2 separate regions of the Homo sapiens genome follow, and region 1 is linked to region 2. A link is an interaction called in ENCODE POLR2A ChIA-PET data of the cell type or tissue named here. Cell type or tissue: K562. All regions are shown on one strand. Links, peaks and the distances in the headings refer to the core of each region. The heading gives the core; the rest is flanking DNA. Region 1 overlaps MAP3K1 (mitogen-activated protein kinase kinase kinase 1). Region 2 has its middle 10 kb from the start of GPBP1.

Region 1 (7,841 bases), core at 613-5,612, 310 kb after region 2:
TTCATGTATTACTCTATTTATTATGTATAAGTCTAATTTTCCCATTTGGAGATATTTACCCTTTATGTTTCAAGAATGATTTGACACAACTTACTTAAAGTATAAAAACAAACAAAATCAGACCTCCCAAGTAAACAGTAAACTTCCTAAGGATAATACGAAATCCGTAAATCATAAAATGTAGGGTGGCATAATTAAGCTTAAGGACTATGTGTTATGCATCTTATTCCACACATCTCCTCCCTCTTCACTCATGTCTTATATACAGACAAGGTACTTTGGTACTTGCTAGAAAGTGAACAGTATAAAAACCAAAATTTTGTTTTAGAGAACTGGATATTCTTAGTTCATGTATAATAAAGAACAAATAGCTGGCTCATTTTTAAAAAGTTGTGATTTATGCCCTACGGTATTCTCAAAAGATTTAGGCTGTTTGAACACCTCCATCTAAAGGAGCTCAGAAAGCAGCACATTCAAACTTCAGATGGCTCTGCTTGTTCAAAAGTTCTTTATATTGATTGAGTAGTAATATGCCCTTTTAACTGCCAACATTCTACAAGATGTTTCAATAGCACTTTCTCTTCTCTAAGATAAATCCTTAATTTCTTCATATTCACCTTCTGGCACGAATAGCTAAAATGGTGAGGGGTTCCCACCATACCACCTCACGTGAGTAATAAATGGAAGAAATGTAGAAACTTAGCTGTAAAGACAAGGACTCACGGGCCCATAATAACTTACCAAGTGCTGGTATGGAAAGGAACAATTAGATTTATTCTGTATAATTCCATCGGTTAGAATGAGAACCAGTGGGTAAAATATTCCTGACAGACTGCAGCTCAGTGATGAGGATATCGAAAGCCACAGGGATTATTGAGTTATTTAAGTCAGACACGAGTCAGTACTACACATCTAAGAGAGCTTTCTGAGGCAGTGAAAATGTGCTAAAACTGCACTGCCTAAAAGGTAGCCATTGGCCACATGTGGTTACTGAGCATTTGAAATGTAGTTGGTGAGACTGAGGAACTAAATTTTTACTTTTATTTACATCTAATTAATTTAAATGTAAACTTAAATAGGCATATGGGATGAATGTAGGGCAGACAATCACTTGGCAGGGGTGTATTTAGACCCTTGTCAAAGCTTAGATGAATTTTAAGTTGCCATATCTGTTTTAAAAGAACAAAATAAAAACTTGCTGAGAGAGATTAGTGCTAGGATACTGTAATACTTCTTCCTTTGTAAGAATGAAGACACACATTTCATGATGGTATTCTTATAAGAATATATATTCTTATACCTATAGCAAAGGACAGAGTATCCCTGCTTTTTAAAATCTAGGACTCTAGATTTTCTTTCATCAAACCCCACACATTTTTAATTTATCTTAATCCCCATAGGTCTATTAAACATTTTTTCATGTCAAATGAGGATAACATGCTGACACTGTAACAAAGTTGGAGAAACGCACATCTTATGCATGCATGTGAAAACCCAATCATTACACTTATGAATTACTGCAATTAAATGTTTTCTTTCCTAGAAGATTTCTGAAATTAAGATCCTTGGATCCTGTCTTAGAGATAAAACATCTAAAATAAACTGGAAAAATTCTTTTTAAAATTTACAAGTACAGTATAAAACTCCAATGAAAGGATTTTAGATACTGACATGAGAGGGCAGTCTTGGTTTAAGCATTTACCCCTCCACCAAACACAACAGTTAAGTTCCCAGAATAGTTTAAGTTGTTTAATGAGCACAGTTTTAATTATGGTTTCTTCCAAATGACCACAATATCAAGTAAAGAAAACTACTACATTTAAAATGAAGAAGAAAAGCTTACAAGAGGATCTATTTATGCTTACTTTTCCATTTCCTCCTATGCTTTCTTCCTTATAACTGGTAACCCATAGCCACTTACCACAGGCCCTCGCCTATTTCTCCTTTCCAACCATTCGTGCTTCCAGGCTGGCATACAGGTTGCCTTCAGTTTCTCCCTGATCATTCGTTCCTCTGGACGATCATCCATCTTGTGCAACCCTTTGAGAGTTTCTTTATTCTCCATCTCACGACTAAAATGCAGGCAGAAACAAATAAAATGAGAAATGTATATATGAAAAATAATTTCCAAGAACAAACAGAATGGATGGTTCTATTTTATACTTCCAACGGACATGTAATAAAAAAGATAACTGCTAAAAACCCCAAATGACTTAAAGCTTGAAAAGATTCTGAATTATATACTACTGACATATATCATGCAGACCTATGTTCCACTGTAGTTAACAAAATGAATCCCAAGACATTAAGCACTATATTAACAAATATATTCACTAAGACTGCATTGTTTTTAATTCTACCACCCAAATAACAAATATTTAGAAGGGTGTATTACTACACTTTTATCCCAGGATTTCCAATAAATTAAGTCAATACAGATAGAATCTGGTGGATATGCTGATTTATCTGAAATAAGCTCAATAAATATTTAATAAGTGAAGTGAAACTTAACTACATCATCTATGACCCCAAAACAATTTTTCATAGCCTACATGATTAAATTTTTATTTTCATAGAACAGTGACTTCATAACAAAGCACTTGGGGTACTCTATAAAGAATAAAAATTATCCAGTACAAACATTTGATCTTTACTCCATAAAATGGTGTGGATTTACCAGAATAAAACAATCTCTAAACTAAGAACGTTTGAGAATTAACTCTACAAAGCCTAACAGGCAAAGCATCAAGCTCACGAAAATCACTAATTTTAAAATATACCCATATCCACATGAGCATACATGCATACACGATATGCATAGATTTGAAAACCTGATTTATAAGGATGCAGTTAAAGCAACTGCACCTTGGGATTAGTAACAACTTTAAAAATACTAAGCTAATTTCAGTAACTATTTTGAAAAGTCTTTAAAGCTAGAGAACAGTTTTTCTACACTGATAGGAAAAGGAAATACTCAAGGAAATACCAAAAACAAGAACCTCAAGTTTACTACAAAGACAAATTCAAACTCCTCTAGGAATTTTCCAGCTAATCACAACTATGAAGTACGATCTTCAGAGAATCAGCCAAAGGAAGAAGAAACTACTTAAAAAAAAATATTCACTAGAAAGGAAACGGTTAACCCGTTTCACTGAAGCATCAAGACTGTGAGGAAAGTAGAAGGCAACATATTAAACATCTTTGTATCAGCAACTGGCCTAGACATTTTTAGAAATACAAAGAATACATAACATTTGGTTTGAAACTTGCAAATAGGCATTAAGACCACAGCGTAAAATATTTCCTTACACACACATACACACACAAATACTGTTATATAGAAGCAATATGAGACTTTCAAAAAGTATGAAAAAAGGAGGATTATCTAATTTACTTATATGTGCTTGGCTGCTTTTTATGCTGATTATAAAATATAAATATTAGGGGATGTGTAGAAGAAAGTAAGAGAGGGAGGGAGGAGAAAGAAGGAAAGAGGAAGGGGGGATGGAGAGAAGGGAAGAAGGCAGAGAAGAAAGGAGGAGGAGAAAAAGGAGGAGGGAGAGGAAGGCAGAGAAAGAGAGGTAGGGGTGAAGAACACAGGGGATAAAGTGTCTTCCAAAAAAGTCCATCCTGCTCAGTTGGTATTCCAGGAGGCTCAGCTTTGTAGGCAACTGAATTTATGTGGTGACTGCATAATAAAAATTCACTTCCAAGTCTTTAGTATTAAAAGCGCTTTCCCCCTCCAGTAACAATGTTGCAAGAGGTGGTTTGGTTCCCAGGCTAGTTCCAAAAAATAAGCCTCACAGTGGAACTGCAGTGCATTTTTATACCAGAAACTCCTGCACTCCTAGACCAAGGTGCTTGATAGTCTTTCCTCTGGTCCTAGCTATCTCTCTTCCCCCAAATCTGTTTCAGGAGTATCTCTTCTCTGCTATGGATTTTCAGTTTCTGTTCCTGGCCCTGAGTCAAACACACAAAGGATGTTCCTTGTCTAAACAAATCTTTCTGGATGGCATGGCCTCCTTAAAGTCTAATGTGTCTCTTTCCTTTCCACTTGTTTGAAAATACTGTCATCTTTTAGACCAATTTCTTTTATCATAAATAATAGGGATGAGCATTCTAGTAGCTGAACTTTTACACACATCTGAGATTCTTTTTTAAATTTCGTTTTACCTTATTTATGTTTAAGGACTATGAGATTATTTTTTTCTTTTTTCTTTCTTTTTTTTTTTTTTTTTTGAGATGGAGTTTAGCTCTTGTTGCCCAGACTGGAGTGCAATGGTGCAATAGGCTCACTGGCAACCTCCGCCTCCCAGGTTCAAGTGATTCTCCTGCCTCAGCCTTCCAAGTAGCTAGTATTACAGGCATGTGCCACCACGCCTGGCTAATTTTGTGTTTTTAGTAGAGATGAGGTTTCACCATGTTGGTCAGGCTGGTCTCGAACTCCTGACCTCAGGTGATCCACCCACCTCGGCCTCCCAAAGTGCTGGGATTACACCACATTTGGCCTAAATTATTTCTTTAGAATAAACACCTAGAAATGGAAATGCTGGGTTAAAAATGTACACAAATGAAGACTTTTGATAATATTGTCAAATAATCTTCTAAAAAATATGTCTTCCATTCACACGCCCATCCAGGTCAAGCTGCTCTTAAACCTGCTCTGAACTAGCAACAGGCTCCTAACGAGGCTTCTTTAACTTTGAATCTTACCCAGATTTCACAGTGCAGCCAGGGTTACTTCCTCCATTAAAATGCTCTAGTGGTTCCCCCCGGGCTTAGACTAAAATCCAAAATGTTTAGCCCAACCTAAGTGGCCCTGCACCTCGTGGTCTCACCTCAATTCCTGTCATCAGACCTGCAACCCCCCTTCTTCACTGCCTCAATAACCCCAAGATCTTTCCTACTCAGGGCTTCTGGACAGGCTGCTTCCTTCTCTGTCTACTTTTTACCTAATTTCTACCCACTCTCTAGATTTTCCTCAACTCCTCAGAGACTTTCCCAATTTCAATTAAGAACTCCCAGTTCCATTCTTTCACAGCACTTGTATTTTTCCTTTAACATGGTTAATGCAGTTTGCAAACTGTTCCTCTCTTATGAACTGTAAGCTCCATGAGTGAGGGGACCACGTGTTATCGCCATCTATACACCTAACATCTAAGCATGTCTGGCTCATAATAAGTATGAACATATATTAAGTGAATGATCACTTATTAACTCTGGCAGTCCTACAGCCTTCCCAGTTTTAAATTTTAATGACTATTCTTATTAACTTTTTTTATAATTCTGTATTTAATTAAGACTAAATTTGCAATTTAGATGTTGTTCAGAACAATTTTCACTGTTCCTAAATTAATCTGCAAATATAAACCAAAGTGTTTTTCCTAGTCTCTTTGTAATAATTACATGTCATTAATTTTAAAATGTGTATTTTTTCACATTTTAATATCTGAAATATGAATGCCTCTTGCAATCAAAAGTTATTATAATTTAACTGGCAGGTGTTATTTCCTTCATAGTATATAAAATAATGGTACAACTTACAACCACTGGGATCTTTGAATCAATGAAATATATAGTAAATCCTATTGTATTTGCCACGAATAAATCACATCTACTCTGTTTAATTTCTCTCTGAAACAGAACCAAACTGTGAAAAATTTTTTTACATACTTGTATTGTTTTTGTTATAATCCTAACATATAATCTTCCATAAGCCAGGCATATATAGGGTTTTCATTTTTACTAGATGAGTGTGTGTGTGTATGTATGTATGTATATAGCAGTGATTTATCATCCAATTAAGATATCACAGCCATAGCAGGAAAAAAATCTTTTTTTAACCAAAGCTAATCTAAACAGATAGCTGTGAAGTCACTGGGAGATGAGAGCCATCTCCAACTCATGTTGGTTAAACGTGAATGTTTCGGGGAGTTATTTTTGCCAAACATTACCCAGAAACATACCTATTTTAAATAATAGTGTATACACTTTTGACCTTAAAAAAATAACAGATTTCAGCTAAACAATGTGTTTTGAGAAACTACCTTGAAGACTTAAAAATAAATAAAATTGTGGTCAGAAAAATAAGAGAAACTTAAGCACTATTACAGATCAAGCTTTATCTTCATTTCCTGTTTATTTAGGAAACATGAGGTTTCTTGGTTTTGGTTTCTAGACATTCCTAAGAATGAATTTGTGACCTGACACAGAACTTCAAGAACGCTTACTCCCTGAGGTTAGGTTTCTAGTGCTAGACTCTTCCTAGACCTACAAAACTCACCTGTTAAAAACCAAGATGCTTCAAGGGTCCCTTCTCAGGGAAACTGTAGTCAGTCCTCCCCTTATAATGTGGTGTCAGCCACTGTTGATTGTGCTAACTCTCTTGTAGGTCTCTCCTCTACTCTTCTATGAGGTCTTTTTCTCCTGGTTCTATGTCTAATCATCTTCATCAGTACCATAAATTAGACCTTCTTCCTGGAGCCCCTTAAATACCAACTATGGCCCTCTTCTCATAGCACAAAAAAACTTCATAAATATACCATGATATTTTACTCCCGTCTCTGCAGATGACTTTTTTTTTTTTTTCCCTGCCAGGAATACCCTTTGCCATCTCAATATGGCTTCAATGAAGAATTTCCTACCACCATTCTACGGCAGTTAGCTGCTCTCCCGCTGCATGGTAAATATTAACTACAATATATCATAAAATTAAGTATATGTTTAAGTATCTGCTTCCCTCTCCACATTGTGAGCTCTTCCAGGACAAGTTCCCTCTTATTCATTGTTCTATCACACTGCCCAGTGACCTGACATACTGCCCCTTTCTGGGAAGCGAAGGGTCTGCCCAGTCCTAAGGGTGGTGGCTAATGCTTAAGGTGCTTTATACATCTGAATCCATCCCAGCTTCCACAGCTGCCTGGTCCAGGAATGTTCCTTGGTCCAATGACCTTCTGTACTGAACGGTATTGTACGCCTGAGTCAGCTCTCTCCCTGAGAGTTTGAAAGTAAAACACACAAATAGTGTTACTGCAGGAAGAGTGGCACTTAACACGGAAACAGAGCAAGGTAATAAGTAGAAACACTGAGACAGAAATAAGGGAGAAGAGAGAGAAATTAGAAGAAAGACAGGGATGCAGAAGCAACAAAAGTCAACCTAACAAGTTGTACACGGGTCCCCTGATAAGCTGTTAGATGATGACAGCCACTTTTATACCACCCCTGGATAATGAATGACTAGTTCTCCACGGGCCAAGTGTACATGCTGCAATGGAGGAAACTTCTTGGTGGATTCTTTAATTTGGAATGAAATAAATTTTAACCCATCTCTGTTCCCTGCAACCTCAAATAGTCTGACTAAAACACTAGTTCTGCACAATGCCTGGCACACAGGGGACATTTCATAAACACTCAAAAATAGAATCCTGGCCGGGCACGGTGGCTCATGCCTGTAATCCCAGCACTTTGAGAGGCCGAGGCAGGCAGATCAACTGAGGTTGGGAGTTCGAGACCAGCCTGACCAACATGGAGAAACCCCATCTCTACTAAAAATACAAAATTAGCCGGGCATAGTGGCGCATGCCTGTAATCCCAGCTAGTAGGGAAGTTGAGGCAGGAGAATCACTTGAACCCAGGAGGCTGAGGTTGCGGTGAGCTGAGATTGCGCCATTGCACTCCAGCCTGGGCAACAAGAGCAAAACTCCATGTCCAAAAAAATAAACAAACAAAAAGAATCCTACCAGTCTACTGTAATTTTTAAGTTATTTATTAAATGGCTCATCCTTAGGAAGGAAATATTATGTTTGTCAACAACCAGCGATATGGAGAAATAACTGCCAGAG
Region 2 (7,841 bases), core at 1,804-6,803:
TTTCTCAGTCTCCTGAATATCTGGGCCTACAGGCACATGCCACCACACTCAGCGAATTTTTTTTGTATTTTTGGTAGAGACGGGTTTTTCCATATTTCCCAGGCTGGTCTCAAACTCCTGAGCTCAAGCAATCCTCCCCGCTCAGCCTCCCAAAGTGCTGGAATTACAGGCATGAGCCACCACACCCGGCCAAATTCTTACTTTCTTTTGGAGATGTAGATCTCTGTTACCTAAGCTGGTCTGAAACTCCTGGCCTCATGCTGTCCTCCTGCCTTGGCCTCCGAAAGGGCTTGGATAATAGGTGTGAGCCACTGCACCCAGCACTTCAGGAGTTTTTATATTAACTGCTGGAGAATTTACTACATGCTTCTTTTTATTTAATTTAATTTATTTTTTCTTTTATTTATTTATTTATTTATTTATTTATTTTTGTAGAGACAGGGTCTTGTTGCCCAGGCTGGTCTCAAACTCCTGAGGTCAAGTAATCCTCCTGCCTCAGCCTCCCAAAGTGCTAGAATTAAAGGCATGACCTACCACACCCAGACTTGCTACATGCTTCTTAATCCAAAGAGATGCATGGGTTGACAAGTATTCCGCCCTGCTCCAGTTTTGGGTGGCCCAGTTTCCCTAATTGGCACTTCCACCTCTGTGCCTCTCCCTCTGTACTAGAAGGTATATGCAAGAACGCACAGCATGATCACAATTACCAGCAAAATTAAAAAAAAATTTTTCCTAATATGTGACTTTCAAAACGCTGCCTCTATAAATGACATTTATTATTTTAAACCTACAGCAAGAATGTAAACATGTAAATTCTTGTAGGTAAGGTGAAGAATATATTTTGTAGTGTTTCAAAAGAGTGCTGTATTTCAGTAGGTTGTATCCTTTGTCTCTAGAAATGGAAAAGAATACAGGGAACCCTGGAGGTGTAGTTGATTCCCTGCATCTTGTTAAAGACTGGGTGACACAAGAAGAAACCCAGTCCAGTGCCGGGCTACTTTGCTCCTTCCTGATCCTATGTAAAATGAACATGTGGGACCATGGTTAGGAGTATTCTGTTTGTTATGTTCTCTAGATATGACAACATACACTGCAACCCCAACTTCCTGTTTCTGTCTAATACACTCTGGAGTGAAAGGAATGAAGTATGGCCAATGAATGATTGAAGAGAAGGGCAAACACACGTGGTGGAATTTCCCTCTTATTTATCCTCTTAGGTTTCTTTCCAAGTTCATTTTTGCATAGCATCTTCCACTTTTAACTCTGGCTACCCATTTTAGGAAAGGAAATCCACCATATTTTTCAGAAACTTGATTGAATCCATAGCTTCCCAGTGTAACTAAGTGGCAACCCTCCCAACCACTCTACTTAAGTGAATTAATATTTCTCATAACATTGAGTCTAATTGTCTAATGAGCATATAGGGATACAGACAAGCTAAATGACATGGTCAAAAGCCAATCAAAGGAAATGGAGATAGAAGTAAAACTAAAGATTTCTCATTTGGGCTGGGCTGGGTGGCTCACACCTACAATCCCAGCACTTTGGGAGGCTGAGGCAGGAGAATCCCTTGAGCCTAGGAGTTTGAGACCAGCCTGGGCAACATAATAAGACCCCGTCTCTATTCTAAGAAACATTTTTTTAAAAAGATTTCTCATTTTGGTGTCTAGTATTGAGCTTTTAAGTTTCAGAACTAGAGTAGTCATAGATCACTTCAACTTTAGTGACACTAGGACATGTTTTCATACTAATCAGCTTTTTAAAAAATTCAGTCCAGGAGTGGTGGCTCATGCCTGTAATCCCAGCACTTTGGGAGGCTGAGGCTGGCGGATGGCTTCAGCTCAGGAGTTCGAGACCAGCCTGGGCAACATGGCAAAACCCTGTCTTTACACAAAATACAAAAATTAACAGGGTGTGGCGGCCTGTGCCTGTAGTCCCAGCTACTTGGGGGACTGGGGGACAGAGGCAGGATTGCTTGAACTTGGGAGGTCAAGGAAGCTGCAGTGAGTGGCAGTGAGTGGAAATCGTACCTCTGCACTCCGGCCTGGGTGACAAAGTGAGACCCTGTCTCAAAAAAAATCCTTGCGATAGTTTGCTGAGAATGATGGTTTCCAGCTTCATCCATGTCCCTACAAAGGACATGAACTCATCCTTTTTTATGGCTGCATAGTATTCCATGGTGTATATGTGCCACATTTTCTTAATCCAGTCTATCATTGTTGGACATTTGGCTTGGTTCCAAGTCTTTGCTATTGTGAATAGTGCCTCAGTAAACATATGTGTGCATGTGTCTTTATAGCAGCATGATTTATAATCCTTTGGGTATATACTCAGTAATGGGATGGCTAGGTCAAATGGTATTTCTAGTTCTAGATCCTTGAGGAATCGCCACACTGTCTTCCACAATGGTCGAACTAGTTTACAGTCCCACCAATAGTGTAAAAGTGTTCCTATTTCTCCACATCCTCTCCAGCACCTGTTGTTTCCTGACTTTGTAATGATCACCATTCTAACTGGTGTGAGATGGTATCTCATTGTGGTTTTGAAATCAAGCAAAAGTATATGTTAGAAGTAAGGTCCTACTGTACTTCAAAATTAAACTTTTTTATTATTGTTATTATTTTGAGACAGGGTCTCACTCTGTTTCCCAGGCTGTGAGTGACTTTTGTATTTTTTATAAAGACTGGGTTTCACCATGTTGCCCAGACTGATCTCGAACTCCTGGGCTCAAGCGACCCACTGCTCAATGAATTAGATATGATCCATGCTACCCTACCGTTTGTCTTAAAATGCTACTATTTTCACTTTAATAGACTCAGATTAATCTGGTTTCCACATAGCAGTGGAAAGAGTGTGGGCTTTGGAGTTAGACAGACCTAGGCTTGAATCCTAGCTCAGTTCATTTTGGATTTATTTCATATTAAGTGTTGTTGCTGTGCTATCTGTTGCGGATACACAAATGATTAGGATATAGTTCCTGCCTCCAAATTCCTACCACCTGAGAGATAAAACTGACAAAATATCTACACTCACTGCTGTACCCTACAGTACCTAGCAATAGTAGCCATTCAATAAATATTTGTCAAGTGAATACATTTCAAGACGTTTTGCTAGGTGCTGTGTTAGAGGCATGTACAGGGTGCTATGGGATGGCTTTTCAAGAAAAAGTTTTAAAAGCTGAGTCTGGTAAATTGAACAGAATTCCAGGGGGCGGGGGCCTTCCAGGTAGATGCTGTTGCACAACTAGAAGCACAAGGATAAAAATAAGCCACAAAGGGGCCGGGTACAGTGGCTCATGCCTGAAATGCCAGCACTTTGGGAGGCCGAGGCAGGCGTATCACCTGACATCAGGAGTCGGAGACCAGCCTGGCCAACATGGCAAAACCCGATCTCCACTAAAAATACAAAAATTAGCTGGGCATGGTGACGCACTCTTGTAATTCCAGCTACTCTGGAGGCTGAGTCAGGAGAATCACTTGAACCCAGGAGGTGGAGGTTACAGCGAGCCAAGATTATGCCACTGCACTCCAGCCTGGGCAACAGAGTGAGAGTCCGTCAAAAAAAAAAAAAAAAAAAAAAAGGCCACAGCAAGGCATTTCCAAAGATGCAAAGAGAAATGACTGTTACCACCCAGGCTGCTGGGAACCCAGAGAGGGTTGAGATCGCATCACAAGGGCCTCAGCACTGTGCTAGGAAGATTAGATGTTTATCCTGGAGGCTTTGGAAAGTCTTTTAAGCAGGAGAAAGACATGATTGGATTCATGCTTTCAAAAGAGCCTTCTTGTGATCCCCTGAAAAAGAGATAAGGAAAATGAGGCTACAGGAAGAGAAAGAAGCTACAAACCTATTGCAGTAATCCAGGTGAAAGATGATGGTGGCTGGGACTCCCCTGGCCTCCTTTTGGTTTCTCCCACACACCATGATTCTCCCTGATGAAAATCATTACGCAAACTGTTTCTTCTGCCTGGAACACATGTACTCTCCCACTTTCTGTCTCCATCTCTTACAAGCTTTTAAGTCACAGCCTAAATGTCACTTTTATAGACAGCTGTATTGACTACCTACCTAGTTCCCCTACTCTCCCTTATTGCACTGATCATACTTATAAATTAAGGTTATTAATAATTTATAAGTTTATTTAGCTGGGCATGGTGGCTCACGCCTGTAACCCAGCACTTTGGGAGGTCAAGGCAGGAGGATTGCTTGAGGCCAGGAGTAGAGACCAGCTTGGCCAACATAGCAACGCTGTGTCTCCAAAAAAAAAAAATTTTTGCCGAGCTCAGTGTCTCACACCTGTAATCCCAGCACTTTGAGAGGCCGAGGCAGGCAGATCACCAGAGGTCAGGAGTTCAAGACCAGCCTGACCAACATGATGAAACCCTGTGTCTACTAAAAATACAAAATTTAGCTGGGTGTGGTTCTGGGTGCCTGTAATCCCAGCTACTCTGGAGACTGAGGCAGGAGAATTGCTTGAACCTGGGAGGCGGATCAAGCCATTGCACTCCAGCCTGGGCAACAAGAGGAAGCTCTGCCTTAAAAAAATAAAAAATAAAAAATAAGATTATTTATTTAATATCTGCCTCACCCACTGCACTCTAGGTTTCATGGGGAATTCAATGAGTGAATAAATGAATGAGCAGAGAGTGGTGGAGCAACATAAACAGATTCAAGAATAGGATATAGAACTCAGAAAATGTGATGTTTCAATGTTTGTGAAGACAAGGCAGAAAAAAGTCAGCGATGACACCCAGTTTCTAATTTAGGCACTTGGTTGGCTGTTAATGGCATTCCCTGAGTTAACTGAGGCCCAAAAACAAGTTAGGTGGAAGATGGAAATCATGAGTTCAGTTTGGGACATTGCGATATTATGAAATACATATTTGGGCCTGGCGCGGTGGCTCACGCCTGTAATCCCAGCACTTTGGGAGGCCAAGGCGGGCGGATCACGAGGTCAGGAGATCGAGACCATCCTGGCTAACACGGTGAAACCCCGTCTCTACAAAAAATACAGAAAAAATTAGCTGGGCGTGGTGGCGGGCACCTGTAGTCCCAGCTTCTCGGGAGGCTGAGGCAGGAGAATGGCGTGAACCTGGGAGGTGGAGCTTGCAGTCAGCCGAGATAGTGCCACTGCACTCCAGCCTGGGCAACAAAGCAAGACTCCATCTCAAAACAAAAAAAAAAAAAAAGGATAATATACCATCTTCGACCGGGCATGTTGGCTCACTCCTGTTATCACAGCACTTTGGGAGGCTGAGGAGGGTGGATCACGAGGTCAAGAGTTCGAGACCAGCCTGGCCAGCATGGTGAAATCCCATCTCTACTAAAAATACAAAAAATTAGCCAGACATGGTGGCACACACCTGTAATCCCAGCTACTCGGGAGGCTGAGGCAGGAGAATTGCTTGAACCGGGGAGGCAGATGTTGCAGTGAGCTGAGATTGCACCACTGCACTCCAGCCTGGGCCACAGAGTAAAACTCCATCTCAAAAAAAAAAAAAGAAAAAAAAGAAAAAATTCCATCTTCATGGCCACAGTGTCAATTTGAGGATGTGACTCAAGCTTGACCAATTATAACCTTGTGTAGGACTTTGCCAGAGATGCTCTCATAAAGACATTCTCTTTCTACTGGGGTTACTAAAACTGAGAGGTTGTAAATGTGGGATCACCAGTCGACAAAATCTGGGATTTCTATTGTCTGCCATGTAGCTCTCAGAAACAAAAATAATCAGAGCATTGACATATTTTTTAGTCTTTGAATGTAGTCCTTCCTTCCTGAAGCAGTGATCATCTCTGAACTTCACAGTAATGGAAGTAAATACATTTTCTTTACTTCTTTACTAGTTTGTATTGGGTTTCTGTCATTTTCATCCTAAGGAGCACCTATGAATTCAGGGCCCTTGTCCTGTAAGTTGACTGATACAATGCAGTGTTTTCTTTCATCCATGATCTCCAAAGTCTATTGAGGAAGACCTTCAGCTTTTGGTAAAGAAACTGGCCATCTGAAACAACCTATAAGGTAAGTGTAACAATTCTGGTGTTTTTCTTTTTGTGTCAACAGCATGGCTAGCCCAAAGAAGAATCAGAATCACTGGCTCTGTCTATAAATAAGTTTCCCTTAAAAGCAGGATCCTTTTTGTGGAATATAATTGAAAAGGAAGCAATTTATCCTATCCAATTTTCCTCTATCACCCAAAGCAGAAGCTCTTTTCACGTCAGCATAATGAAAGGCAATCTGAGGAAGACTCTGGGAAGTCTCCTTGCAGTTAGCATTCTTTTCTACTGCAAAAGGTGAATCCAGCCAAACTTCTAGAAGTGTAAAATGAATGGGTGAAAAAAGACAATTTGAGGAAAAAAAGTTGGTGTATCAAAGGTTAAGAGAAAAGTAGAATTGGAATGAAAAAGTAAAATTGGAGGATGAGAAAAAGAAAATGAAAACAGAAAAATTACTTAAAATTTTCTGTGTTGTTTTTTGCTTTAACTTACAAGCAGAAAACTTAGTTACTAATGGCATAGTAATTCATCCATTAAACAGTTAGTCATATACAACCTACTCTGACTTAGGGACTGGGCTAAATGCTGAGGATGCAACAAGGAGCAAGATACCCATGGCCTCATCTCTGTTTATAGAAGTCAAAATTTGGTTCTAAGTAGGAAATAAATGAATCTCAAACACACACTGTATTAGTGTGGTGATGCTCTCCCCACTAGCCAAATGCCCTGGGCAATGGGCAAGGGGAGGCTAGAGCTTAGCCCCTTCTCAAGCTAAGCCTCCTGTTTATTATTATTATTGTTGTTGTTGTTGTTGTTGTTGTTGTTGTTGTTGTTTTTGAGATGGAGTCTCGCTGTGTCGCCCAGGCTGGAGTGCAGTGGCGCGATCTCGGCTCACTGCAAGCTCCGCCTCCCGGGTTCACGCCATTCTCCTGCCTCAGCCTCCCGAGTAGCTGGGACTATAGGCGCCCGCCACCCCGCCCGGCTAATTTTTTGTATTTTTCGTAGAGACGGGGTTTCACCGTGTTAGCCAGGATGGTCTCGATTTCCTGACCTCGTGATCCTCCCGCCTCGGCCTCCCAAAGTGCTGGGATTACAGGCGTGAGCCACCGTGCCCCGCCAAGCCTCCTGTTTAAAGGGCTTTAGAAGAACAAGTGAGCTAGGTTCACATTTTCCCCTGAAGCTTGGAAGCCACACAGCACCTGACTCAGCAAGGCTGTATTGACCTGCTTTTCTGACAAAAGAGCTAAGAGAGGGGACTGTGTTGGGAACGGTCTGCACCCAGTGGTTGGTGGGGCAGAGGATGCGTGAGTTATTCATAAGCCAAAGCCAAATATGGACTGGGGTAAGGGAGCTGGATTTGCACCAAGAAGACCACTTGTAAGGATGTGGTGACTCCAGCAGAGAGGTGGGTCACTGGAAACTCCTGGAAACCAGGGGCCAAGGGAAGACCACACATGGCCAGCTGGAGGAATCATTGCTTTACATAAAAAACAGTTTTTTTGTTTTTTTGTTTGTTTTTGAGACGGAGTTTTGCTCTTGTTGCCCAGGCTGGAGTGCAATGGCGTGATCTCGACTCACCGCAACCCCTGTCTCCCACGTTCAAGCTATTCTCCTGCCTCAGCCTCCTGAGTAGGTGGGACTACAGGCATGCGCTAGCATGCCCAGCTAATTTTTGTATTTTTAGTAGACATGGGGCTTCACCATGTTGGCCAGGATAGTCTCAATCTCTTGACCTCGTGATCTGCCCACCTTGGGCTCCCAAAGTGCTGGGATTACAGGTAAGCCACTGCGCCGGCCTAAAAAAAGGTTTTTAACATTAGAAATTCTCAAAGTGGTTGGGTGTGGTGTCC

What was found. ChIA-PET counts read pairs that join two places held together with the same protein. Peaks named below come from ENCODE experiments on the same cell type or tissue, not always from the same donor. Only the 100,000 strongest peaks of a DNase experiment are listed, where the experiment ranks them.
Region 1: POLR2A ChIA-PET joins it to region 2 with 5 read pairs; 2 of 35 experiments call an interaction of 5 or more read pairs at or near these places.

The regions. Positions count from the first base shown.
Region 1 is chr5:56,850,831-56,858,671 of GRCh38, reverse strand. MAP3K1 (mitogen-activated protein kinase kinase kinase 1) reads right to left here. Exons shown (of 20, transcript NM_005921.2): 2 at 1,922-2,072. It also overlaps the pseudogene LOC124901214. Among named protein-coding and RNA genes, the nearest start is that of MAP3K1, 39 kb to the right of the region's middle. RefSeq lists a silencer at 7,452-7,631. In K562, for the core only: no CTCF peak of the experiment used is centred there; no DNase peak of the experiment used is centred there.
Region 2 is chr5:57,159,717-57,167,557 of GRCh38, reverse strand. No RefSeq gene overlaps it. Among named protein-coding and RNA genes, the nearest start is that of GPBP1, 10 kb to the left of the region's middle. In K562, for the core only: no CTCF peak of the experiment used is centred there; a DNase peak (open chromatin) is centred at 3,737.